Linked DNA regions of Homo sapiens: region 1 is linked to region 2. A link is a loop called in an ENCODE intact Hi-C map of the cell type or tissue named here. Cell type or tissue: IMR-90. All regions are shown on one strand. Each heading gives the region's core, and the rest is flanking DNA. Links, peaks and the distances in the headings are about the cores only. Region 1 overlaps EPGN (epithelial mitogen). Region 2 has its middle 43 kb from the start of RASSF6.

Evidence for each region. Hi-C counts contacts between places; a loop is a spot of excess contacts. Peaks named below come from ENCODE experiments on the same cell type or tissue, not always from the same donor. Only the 100,000 strongest peaks of a DNase experiment are listed, where the experiment ranks them.
Region 1: it touches region 2 in a loop (6-fold over the local background); 6 of 110 quality-filtered maps call a loop at or near these places.

Annotation. Positions count from the first base shown.
Region 1 is chr4:74,308,502-74,313,856 of GRCh38, reverse strand. EPGN (epithelial mitogen) reads right to left here. Exons shown (of 5, transcript NM_001270989.2): 1 at 5,281-5,355; 2 at 4,675-4,764; 3 at 1,552-1,672; 4 at 687-839. The coding sequence starts at 5,323. All of the region lies in intron 2 of LOC105377276 (a long non-coding RNA gene), which reads left to right. Among named protein-coding and RNA genes, the nearest start is that of EPGN, 2.7 kb to the right of the region's middle. In IMR-90, for the core only: a CTCF peak has its summit at 1,959 (motif pointing right); a DNase peak (open chromatin) is centred at 1,966.
Region 2 is chr4:73,660,593-73,665,983 of GRCh38, reverse strand. No RefSeq gene overlaps it. Among named protein-coding and RNA genes, the nearest start is that of RASSF6, 43 kb to the right of the region's middle. RefSeq lists a silencer at 4,152-4,357. In IMR-90, for the core only: CTCF peaks have their summits at 3,113 and 4,270; DNase peaks (open chromatin) are centred at 3,083 and 4,223; H3K27ac peaks cover 238 bases.

The DNA.
Region 1 (5,355 bases), core at 1-5,000, 650 kb before region 2:
GACAACTTATTAGAGTACAGCAAGGGAAATAATGTATTTATATTTTTTGTTAGGGTATCTCACTTTATTTCTTGACTTTATCCTAGTTACATGGATTTAAGGAAAAATTACTCATGTGGAAAAAACAAGAAATAAGAATGAATATGTAAATAATTACAATTATTTGTGATTATCTTCTTAGGTTTTTAGCAGGAGACAGTATCTTCTGAAGATACCCCCAGTTGACGTCTGGGAAGAAATGGCCAATGTTTGTCATACATTTTTATTCAGTTTTTACTTGTTTCTTGATTTTATTTCACTCAACAAATATTTACTCAGTGTGTGTTGTGTGCTAGGCATAGTGTAAGTCACTGAATATACAATTTTGAACAAGACATACTTAGTCCCTACTTTCTTGGGGCCTGCTGTCCTCCTCATTTATAATTTTGATATGGGCAGACAGAGATAGGTTGAAGGGAGACTGTACGTTTGAACTCTCCTATTACAACTGAAGGCAAATTTTTACCACTCGTCTGGGTTTATGAGAAAAGGCATGAAAAATATTACATAGAAACTTTTTGCCAGATTACAGCTCTTTTTTAATTAAAAAAATTTTACATGTCAGTGCCTGACACATTATAGGGCCTGAATAACTATTTGTCAAACGATTGCATATGAAGTGACTTCATATTTTGTCTTTTTCATACCTCTTTCTTATATAGCAGTAAAAAATAACAAGAAAACCACTTAATAGTAATCCAACACCAATCCCAATTGCAATGTATTTTTCATAAGAATCCACAGCATATGAAGTTAAAGTCAAGTGCTCACACCTTTCTCCAGTATAACCAGTAAAACACCTTTAAAAAAAGAAAAAAAGTTTAATTTTAAAACCTACGGTGGTAGAAATACAAATAACCTGTTTCAATAAATTTAAAAAAATAAATGGAAATAAGGAATTTAAATTAAAGAGGCAAATACCAAATGAAAGCCAATCTGTTACGGGCAATGAAGCAGCTATGAATTTTCCAATAATCATTAAGGCCCCATATTTTCCCTTCATTAGTAGAGGGAAAAGGTAGTATGCTTGCATAATTTACTCTAGAAAAATCATTAGCCTATTCTTCCATAGGCGAATACTGAGCAAATCATGATCATAAAAATAGTATCTTAGTTGCTCTAGAACTTCATATTCCTGTAATGTTTTTGCCTTAGTTTGCTTCATTTCATCCTGAAAACAACCCCAAAACTTAAAATCACCTTTGCATGTTGTTAAAAATGCAGATTCTGATTCAATAGTTCTGGGGTAGAGCATAGATCCTGCATTTCTAACAAGCACCCAGGTTCAAGAGATGCTGCTAATCTGGGAACCATGTTTTTAATTAATGAGAATTAAATAGTTTGGACAAAAGACTCCTTAGATATTCAAATATGTAGAGGCCTGTCAAGTCATGTTCAGATTATGCACCCTTTTAAACTAAAGAGAGAAAAGTGTGGAAATGTACTATATGAAACAACAGAGACATAAACTCATCTCCTGTCTCTAGGACTTGGATATTTCTTTGCATTTACCTGCAGATGGCTTTCTCTAGCTCATGGTGGAATGCACAAGCACCGTTGATGCAGTAACTGTTATGATCTTCCAGGCAAAGGTGTGAGAACTTCAAGGCTATGGGTCCTTCTATGTTGTCAGCTAGGAAAAGGAGATACAATGTTAGCAAATGAAATGTGTCTTACTTTTATGGTAAATTTTTAATACATATGTAAATAAATTTTTAATTTTAAGGATATTTGGGGGTGGTGCTGTGTCCTTTAAACTATTGATTCTCTTAGCAGGTTGTATTCACAAGGGCTGGGTTAATATCATCTAGACATATGACATATTATTAATTAATTAGGGGATGGAGGTGGATTGATGATTGTTTCACTTTTTAGAAGCAATGCAGTAAGACAGAAAAGGCAACAAATTCACCAAAAGGTGGCAGCATTGGTTCTAGTCTTAGCAGGTTATTTTGAGCGATGCTTCCCAGACTTGTGTCTGAATACTAATTAACATAGAAGATCTCACATAATATTTCGATTTTCTTCCTTTACACCTGAGAAGTCAGCACTTGCGAAGATTTGAATTTACACTTGTGAGATAATAAACAAGATTCTTATTCCTGATTCTCTCTGATGTACAAAAGACAGACCTATGCCATTCTTGGTGTTTATGCAGTGGGAGTGACCCTTAGGTAAAATTGCCTAATTGAGTCCTTTGGGGCATACTTTATTGATTCTTAAATGTTTCTCAAACAGAATTAATGGGATTTTACTTGTCATTTTTATAAATAAACATATTTCCTCATCATTATGATAAAGGTATACCATATTTGCCTTGCTAAGATTAAGAGAATCTTACTTGTTTGTAGGGAAAAAACAGTTTTAAAAGGCATTCTTTTTTATATTAAAAATGCTAAATCTTTAGATGTTAAGATTACAAACAAAATACTATGTTGTATTACTTTATTTTGGTGAGAACACACATTATCTTCTAATTCACGTTCATTTTGTTGAATAGGATGAATATAATTTATCATTTTAATAATTAATTCTCAGGCAGTGAGAATTTTCCATTATAAACTGTGCTGGGTGCTTTCTATTTCAAGACTAAACAAGTTCGATTAACTAAGCCTGAAACTAGATTTGGTAGAAAAATGTGAGAATTAAGCCATTTCTAAAGAAAAGTTATACCAGAGAGACTCATCTTTCCCCTAAGAATGAGAATGATCATAACTTTATAAAAATTTTTCTAAGATACTAGATTGATATTTTTAAGTTAGATAAAAAACAAAAGGAAAAATTAAAGTTCTCCATCAAGAAAGCAAAGGAAAAATACAGAAATGATATACAGTTGTACCTCTGTATTCATAGGTTCCACATCTGTGGATTCAACCAACCTCATAGGGAAAATATTTGAAAAAAAAGCATCTGTACATAACATGTACTGACTTTTCTTGTCATTATTCCCTAAACAATGCAGTATAACAACTATTTGCATAGCGTTTACAATGTTTTAGGCATAACTAATCAAGGGATGATTTAAAGTACATGGGTGTGTGTCTATAGGTTATATGCAAATATTTCACTATTTTATATAAGGGATTTGAGCATCTGTGGATTTTGGTACCCTCTGGGCAGGAGGAGGAGGTCTTGGAACCAATGTTCAACCAATAACGGAGGATGACTGTATTGGATTCCTTTTTACCATTATTATTACTTGTAACTCAAAATATTTTATTTGCTGTTCACCATTAAGGAAGAAAAAAAAATTTAGTACTGAGCATGCTATTACGAAGTCAGTCATTGAGAGAAAACTATGCTTCTTTAATTTTCTGCAGTATATTATCTTCTTTTTTTTTTTTTTTTTTTTTTTTGAGACGGACTCTCACTCTGTCACCCCGGCTGGAGTGCAATGGCCCCATCTCAGCTCACTGCAGCCTCCACCTCCTGGGTTCAAGCAATTCTCCTTCATCAGCCTCCTGAGTAGCTGGGATTACAGGCATGCGCCACCACGTCCAGCTAATTTTTGTATTTTTAGTAGAGACAGGGTTTCACCATGTTGCCCAGGCTGGTCTCAAACTCCTGACCTCAGGTGATCTGCCCGCCTTGGCCTCCTAAAGTGCTGGGATTACAGGCACGAGCCACTGTGCCAGGCCAGTATAATATAGTACTGAATATAATAATTATAATAAGGTGTTTCCTCTTTGTTTGAAGGCTTAGAAGACAAATAGTTGGCTAAAAGTTATTCTATAACCCACATTGATTTCGTTTTGCAAATCAACAGATATTCAAAAAATCAAATGGGTAAAATATTTCGAGACAATCATTTAAAATTTTAAATTATTGGTGACATGAAGAACACTGAGATATGACAATCTTCCTTTATTTGCCTGACTCTGAGTGCAAGACATTGTTTCCTCTGTCCTAAATCAAATTGCCAGCCTTCACATAGCAATCAGGATGCGATTTGCAGAAGAATCATAACCACTCAGTCACAGGTCTTGGTAAGCAACAAGCTTTCCAAGTTTCACCTCTAAGAGTTTAAACAGATTAGAGAAAGAACGCTGATGCTCAAGAGCATCCAGAAGCCACTGTGATAATAATTAAGTGCAAAAGAAAATATATCATTACCATCAACAACAAAAATTGGGTACAAGTGGTTAGGAAATACAGCATATGCTAAAATAACAACAAAAACTCCAAAGCAAACAAGAAAAAAAGGTCATTCCAAAGATGAGGGAAAGTGCTGTTCATCTTGTAGCCATAATGTCTTTGGCATCAAAGCTTATAATCACAGATCAAAATATAATGCTGCTCATCAAGAATGCCAAAATGGGGACAAACTGTCTCTGTACACACAGGGGTTATTGGGAACCAAGCAGAAATGAAGCAGAAAATGTGGCCTGTTTCACATTCAAGACAGTAACTGAAGACAGCTTTTGTCTCATTTGCTTAACTTCCTCCTTTTAAAAAGGCAATTATTTCCTGGCACATTTATCTGTCACTTCAATTTAACAGCATCCTGCTAAAAGAGCTGATTATCTAATAATAAAATATATATTAAAAATGGCCAATATTGCTTTTATCACAATCCAAATTTCTCTCCCAAGTTTTAGAAAAGTCTTGTGAAATATGAAAATGGGAAGAAAATACCTTCTGTTTTGTTAACTGTCCAGTTACCTTGCTGGGCTGTGATTGGAGGTGTTACAGTCACGGCTGCCTCTTCGGTCAGTGCTGTCATTGCTGTATTAAGGGGGCAAAAGCATCTTTAACAGAGAGCCTCCTTCTATGTACAAGCAACAGATGGAAAGTATTCTTATTCTGTTTATTCCAATTTCTATTTTTTTAATTTATTACAGTTGAAATCCATAACGTGACTAGGGCAACATACTTACAGTTTCTCATCCATTCCATTGACTATATTAGGATTAAAGCAAATAAAAACCCAATATTTAAGACCATTGATACATTTACATATTAATTAAAAAATAAGAACCCTATAGTATAGTAGCTAAATGTATCAATTACTCTTCAATTGTATAAAGCAAACATTCTGGAGGTCTCAAAAAAGGTGTCAAAATATATTAGGAAAGGAACATACAGGACATAAGAAACTAAATTAATCCACAGATTCATTACTCTGATCTTTGTCATAAAGAACAACTGTTAGAAGCCAACTTCTCTCTAATGCAGAGAAAATAAATTCTATTCACATTTTACACTGATATAAAGTTAACAAAACAAAAGGAAATTACCTACCGTTGAATAAAAGATAGACTGATATTGGAACTCCCAAAGCCATTTCCTGTAGTTGCTTAACTTTCTTTCTCTTAT
Region 2 (5,391 bases), core at 124-5,123:
ACTCTACTTCTCCACCTCTTGAGGAGGGCCTGACATCAGTCAGGCCCACCCACAGTTATCCGGAGGCCTGTCTCCCTGTGATGCTGTGCTTCAGTGGTCATGCTCCTAGTCTGCTGTCATGTTCCATCCTGTGCACCTGGCTCTGCCTTTTAGATAGCAGTAGCAAAATTGGTTAAAGTACTAAAAGTCTCTGATATGCAGAAATAATGGTGTAAGCTGTCTCCTCTCTCCGCCTCAGCTGCCAAACAGGGAAGGGCCCCCTGTCCAGTGGACACGTGACCCACGTGACCTTACCTATCATTGGAGATGGCTCACACTCCTTACCCTACCCCTATGTCTTGTATCCAATAAATATCAGCACAGCCTGGCATTTGGGGCCACTACCGGTCTCCATGTCTTGGTGGTAGTGGTGCCCTGGGCCCAGCTGCCTTTTCTTTTATCTCTTTGTCTTGTGTCTTTATTTCTACAATCTCTCATCTCCACACATGGGGAGAAAAACCCACCGACCCTGTGGGGCTGGTCCCTACAATTCTCTTGGTCTTCTGTTCCAGCTCTAATGAATTAAAAAACTAAGAAAGTAAGAAATGGATATTTAATATCCTGGCTATGTTCTTTGAAGGGTGTCTCTGCAGACCACTAAAGTGAATATTTCTATAACATACACTGGGCAAGTCCCAGATTTGTCCCGGAGTTTCTGCTTCCTATGCCCTAAGTCAAGGTCAGATGTAGAGCAGCAAGTAATATTCTGACCAGTGAAGTTTAGCCAAATGATCCAAACAGACAGTTTGGTTTAAAGCTGCTTTAGGGATTCAAATCCAAATATCAGAAGGATCAACAATTCTTGATCGTTTTGAATCTAAACAAACACTACCAGTATCCTTCTTGATTTTTGGTTGTGCAAAATGATTGTCTTTAAAAACTTTCCAGAGCAGTCAAATAAACTTCTGGAGGTGTTAGAGTTATGTCAAATACTTTAACAACTCCCTTTTTCTGATGAAATTATGATCATTTTGTACTGAAAACAGAAGCATACATTTCTCATAAATCAAAATCACTTTAAGAAAAGTAGAGCAATTTGAAACACTCCAGGGGAAAGGAATAACATTCTACTCTCATGAATAAAAATTACTGGGGCCTGTCTCAGCAGAAAAAGTAATTCCTGGGAAGAGAAGTATCTCTTATGAAAGGCTTTTCCCCAAAACTGGATGGTTGTGTGGGAGAGGAGTTGGAGGGTGCAGAGGAGGCACAGAAAGGAAGAAATAAGCATAATAGGATGAGTGAGAACCCCAAACAGAGCCCCACTCAAGGCTGCTGTCCAGGAACTGGCAGCATCAGCATTGCCTAATGTTGGGAATGCAGGATCTCAGGCCCCACTTCAGACCTCCCAGGACCAGAATGTGCAAGTCCACAAGACCCCAAGGTGATTCCAGCACACATTACAGCGTGAGAAGCAATGGTTTAAAACAATGGTTCTCCACCTTGGCATCACTTTGAATTTTCTGCAGAACTTTAAATAAGCACTGATACTTGGGTCCAATCCCAGAACTTCTGATTTAATTTTTCAGGAGTATAGTTGGGGCACTGAGGATTTTTAAGCTTTCTTAAGTGATTACAATGTGCAGCCAAGATTGAGAACTACAGATTTAGTGGACTGATAATGGCAGTTTCTGTTTATTTGCTCTCCTCAGTGGCACTAGGATGTATGTAAATTTCTGTTTTAGACTTGAAGCCATGAGACCCTGTAAGAGGAGAATTTTTTATGATCGGGTGTAGGACACTCGACAACAGGTCATGGAAATCTGAGTGGTTTGCATTATATAACAGATCTTTCCTTACAAAATGTACATGTACAATAAATTTTTATAAATAAGAATTATTTTGCACTCTTAATATTTCCCATACACTGTACTAGACAACCATGCCCATTATTTCTAATCATCCCATAAGCTCTACAAAGATAGTGTTATTATCTCTCTTTCACAGATTTGGAAACTGAGGCTCAGAGATGTCAAGGGATTTCCAAGGTGACACATCTGATAAACAGTGCTGTCAGGACTTGAGTACAGGTCTTCTTGTCTCCAAAGCTGAAGTTCTTTACTCTGCCCTAACTGCTTCCCTTAAAAACACAAATCACATTTCAAAACCACCAAGTTTGTCATTTTAGTAAATACACAAGATGAATTATTTTGCAAGGCAGAGTTACTTGATGCAATCTCTCTTAATTTGCCTACTTTACACATTACAAAGTTTATGTAGATTTTCCCAAATGTAATCCAAGCTTTGATTTTAGCCCTCACATGGTGAGTTTTAAAAACAAATAACTAACTAGTTATTCCTCCTCCTTTCTTCCTGTTTTCCCCACCTTAACTCCAAGTCTTTTATAGAGTGAAGTTCAATTAAAATAAAATAAAATAGAGTATTGCCATGTAAGTATATTTAGCCTTCCAATTACCTGAAGGAAGTAATAAAGGAATAATTAAAACATTATGGTTCTGTGTGGGTTTAGTGGGCTTGGATGGTAATTTTCCTGACAGGAGCACACAAACTGATGCCCAGTAAGATGCTGCTGTACCCTGTTCTCAAACCACTTAAGAATGATATTCACGTTGCAAAGGAAACTCCCTATTGGGAACCCCTGGTGGGGCTTCCTTTTGAACATTTATACCACGATGTACCAGAACACACTGCTTTTATAGTATCAGACCACCCTCCAGTCTCTGGGTCAAAAGTCTGCTTAAAATGAATCCAGTAGCTGATAAAAATGACCTGAGGATGGAAAGAGAAGCCCCCAAATCACACTGGGCACCACACAGATGCCCAAGCAGATAAAAGTGATGCCTTAGAGAGACCATCAAGTGGCTAGTTCACATGCAAATGTTGCTCCAAGTACTTACAAAGTGAGGAGCTCTATACTAAGTGCTTTATATGCATTTTTCCATTGAATCTTCATAGAAACTCTACAAGAGTCTGTTAATTTTGTTTTACAAATAAAAATGCTGAGAAATGGAGAAGTTAAGTGACTTTCACAAAACCATGTTGCTAGTAAGTGATGAATTAGGAATTCAATGGCCACGATCTAAGTCCAGAGCCCACGTTTTTAGCCCAATACTGCCACTTATAGGTAGGATGTAATATCATTTTCTATAGAGATATTAAAATGGCAGATGCTTGACAGGTCTAACCAGCACCTACTCCCCCTGTTCCTCTCCAAACGGACCCCTATTTTCCTTTAAGGAAATAACTGTAGTGACCACCTGGTAATTACGCAGTAACCATGATTTCTTAGTGGACTGACCCACTTCCAGCTCAGGGGAAGGTCTTCAGCATATTCTTACACCCCTTGCAATGATGGTCAATTTACCTTGGTTCAATCTGAGTAAAGATCTGGAATTATCATTTGGTGATTGTGAGAAGTGATGCTTTCTACTTGGGAAATGAATAAGGAAGTGTGCAGCCTTAGCTGTTACGGCAGCCATCTTTGTGACCATGAGGTTACAGCCAGGCTGAGGATGAAGCCAGCATGAAGACAGAGGCCAAAATCTTGACCAAAAGAAGTCTGATGCTGGCTCTTCCTTTGGTTTACAGTTTTATGAACCAACAAATCTACATTATTGCTTAGTTCCCAAGGAGTTGGGTTCTCTGCAACTGAAAAGTCTTATCTGATACATGGATACCAATACTGTATGCTTTGTTGTCTTGAAATAATTCTAAGTGAGGAATTTACTTTCAGCATGCTATGGTCTTAATAGGAGCTCCATTGTGGACATCTTCCTGAAGATAAAAATATAGAATAGTCTCTAGACAAGCTCACTGCTCAGATAATTGCTCTACTGCTAATCTAGACTCTATAATTTGAAATTCATCATAATAGGTTAATATGAATAAAGGCATTCACAATGAGTCAATTATATTGCTATTCATCAACTTGTGTAAGTGCCTGAAGCACAATTTATGTCAAACTCAAGGAACACAAGCTTCATATCCTGAAAATTTGGGGAAAACGTTATTAGTCATAGGTACCTTTTAAACTAAAAACAGGAAATTTTGTTGTGAAATAAAACATGACCAAACTAATTGTTTCTCATTTTATTCAAAATCGTTTCCCCCATGAAGCTTTCCTCAGGAATTGAAAGAATGATATATACACTTCATGACTCAAGTCTTTCCACTGACCTCACTTACCAAGAGCTGCAGAATGTGGCTCCCCACATTGGCTATGATGCTCACCACAGCCCTTCTTATCATAACAGACCTCTTTCCTATCCACATTCCATGTGCACCTCAGCATGTTTCCTGTGGGTGTCCATTGGTCTTTCTGTTTACTCCCAGATAGTTGGATCAGCTGTACTCAAGATGGGAGGAAACTTCAAAATGTCAAAATGCCTATATAAGCAAATGGCAAGAAGTGTACCAGCCAAAGGCAAACTGGATTGTCATCTCCTTGAAAGTAGTTCTATACTCAAATTGTCTAAAGTGACAAGTATACAAATATATAATGAATATGCATGTATATGTGCTTATACATATATATTAAAATTTATTTGGGAATGAGGAAGATTGTTGAGCATTTGAAAAAATTTCATTGGACTATTAACTTGTCTGAAGAAAAGTATAATGGAAATTGAGGAAATCAGGAAAGGAAATATTGTACAAGTTAGGAAAGTTAACCTGGAAGGCTAGCTTATGATAATTGTGGGTTTTGCCATTGAAACTACTGTTAAAAAACACAACTATTTTTGCATCAACCTAATACATTATCCCATAATTATCCCTTGGAAGTCACCTGAGGGAGAATTGTTTTGCTCTCCAATAAATCTAACCAAGTTAATCTGAAATTACTAAAAGGTAAATTTTTAAAGTTCTCAATGTCCTCCTCCAGGAACACACATGGTGCGGGGCAGGGGGTGGGGTGTCTTACTAAAAGGGCATTAGAAAGAACTTACAGAATGTGGCCTTGTGTCACGTGATTTGGAGGAGGGTTTGAGAAGCATGGCTTTGCTCTAGATCGGATGTTGTTAGGAAGTGATATAAGGTCATGACTGGATCTCTCAATAATTCTTATCTAGGAAGAGGGAAGACTAGAGTCAAGCTAAAACTGTCAGCAATAAACAAGCAATAGCCACTCTAATTAGCCAGGATTGGGAGATATTGGGCCATGTTTGTGATTTAAACAGATTTCATTCTTTGCCTGTGTTCATGCATGGTTACGGAGAGGTCTTGTTTTTGTCTTGATTCACCATGGTCATAGGGTGGCATTGTCTGATGTCGGTATTCTGTGAAATCATTTATTTGAAGAGGAGATCGCTAAGACATAGCTGGAGTGCCAGGCCAGCTCCTGGATGTCAGAGGCATCTTTTTCTTTCCCAAAGCCATACAAATTTTTCAATGTCT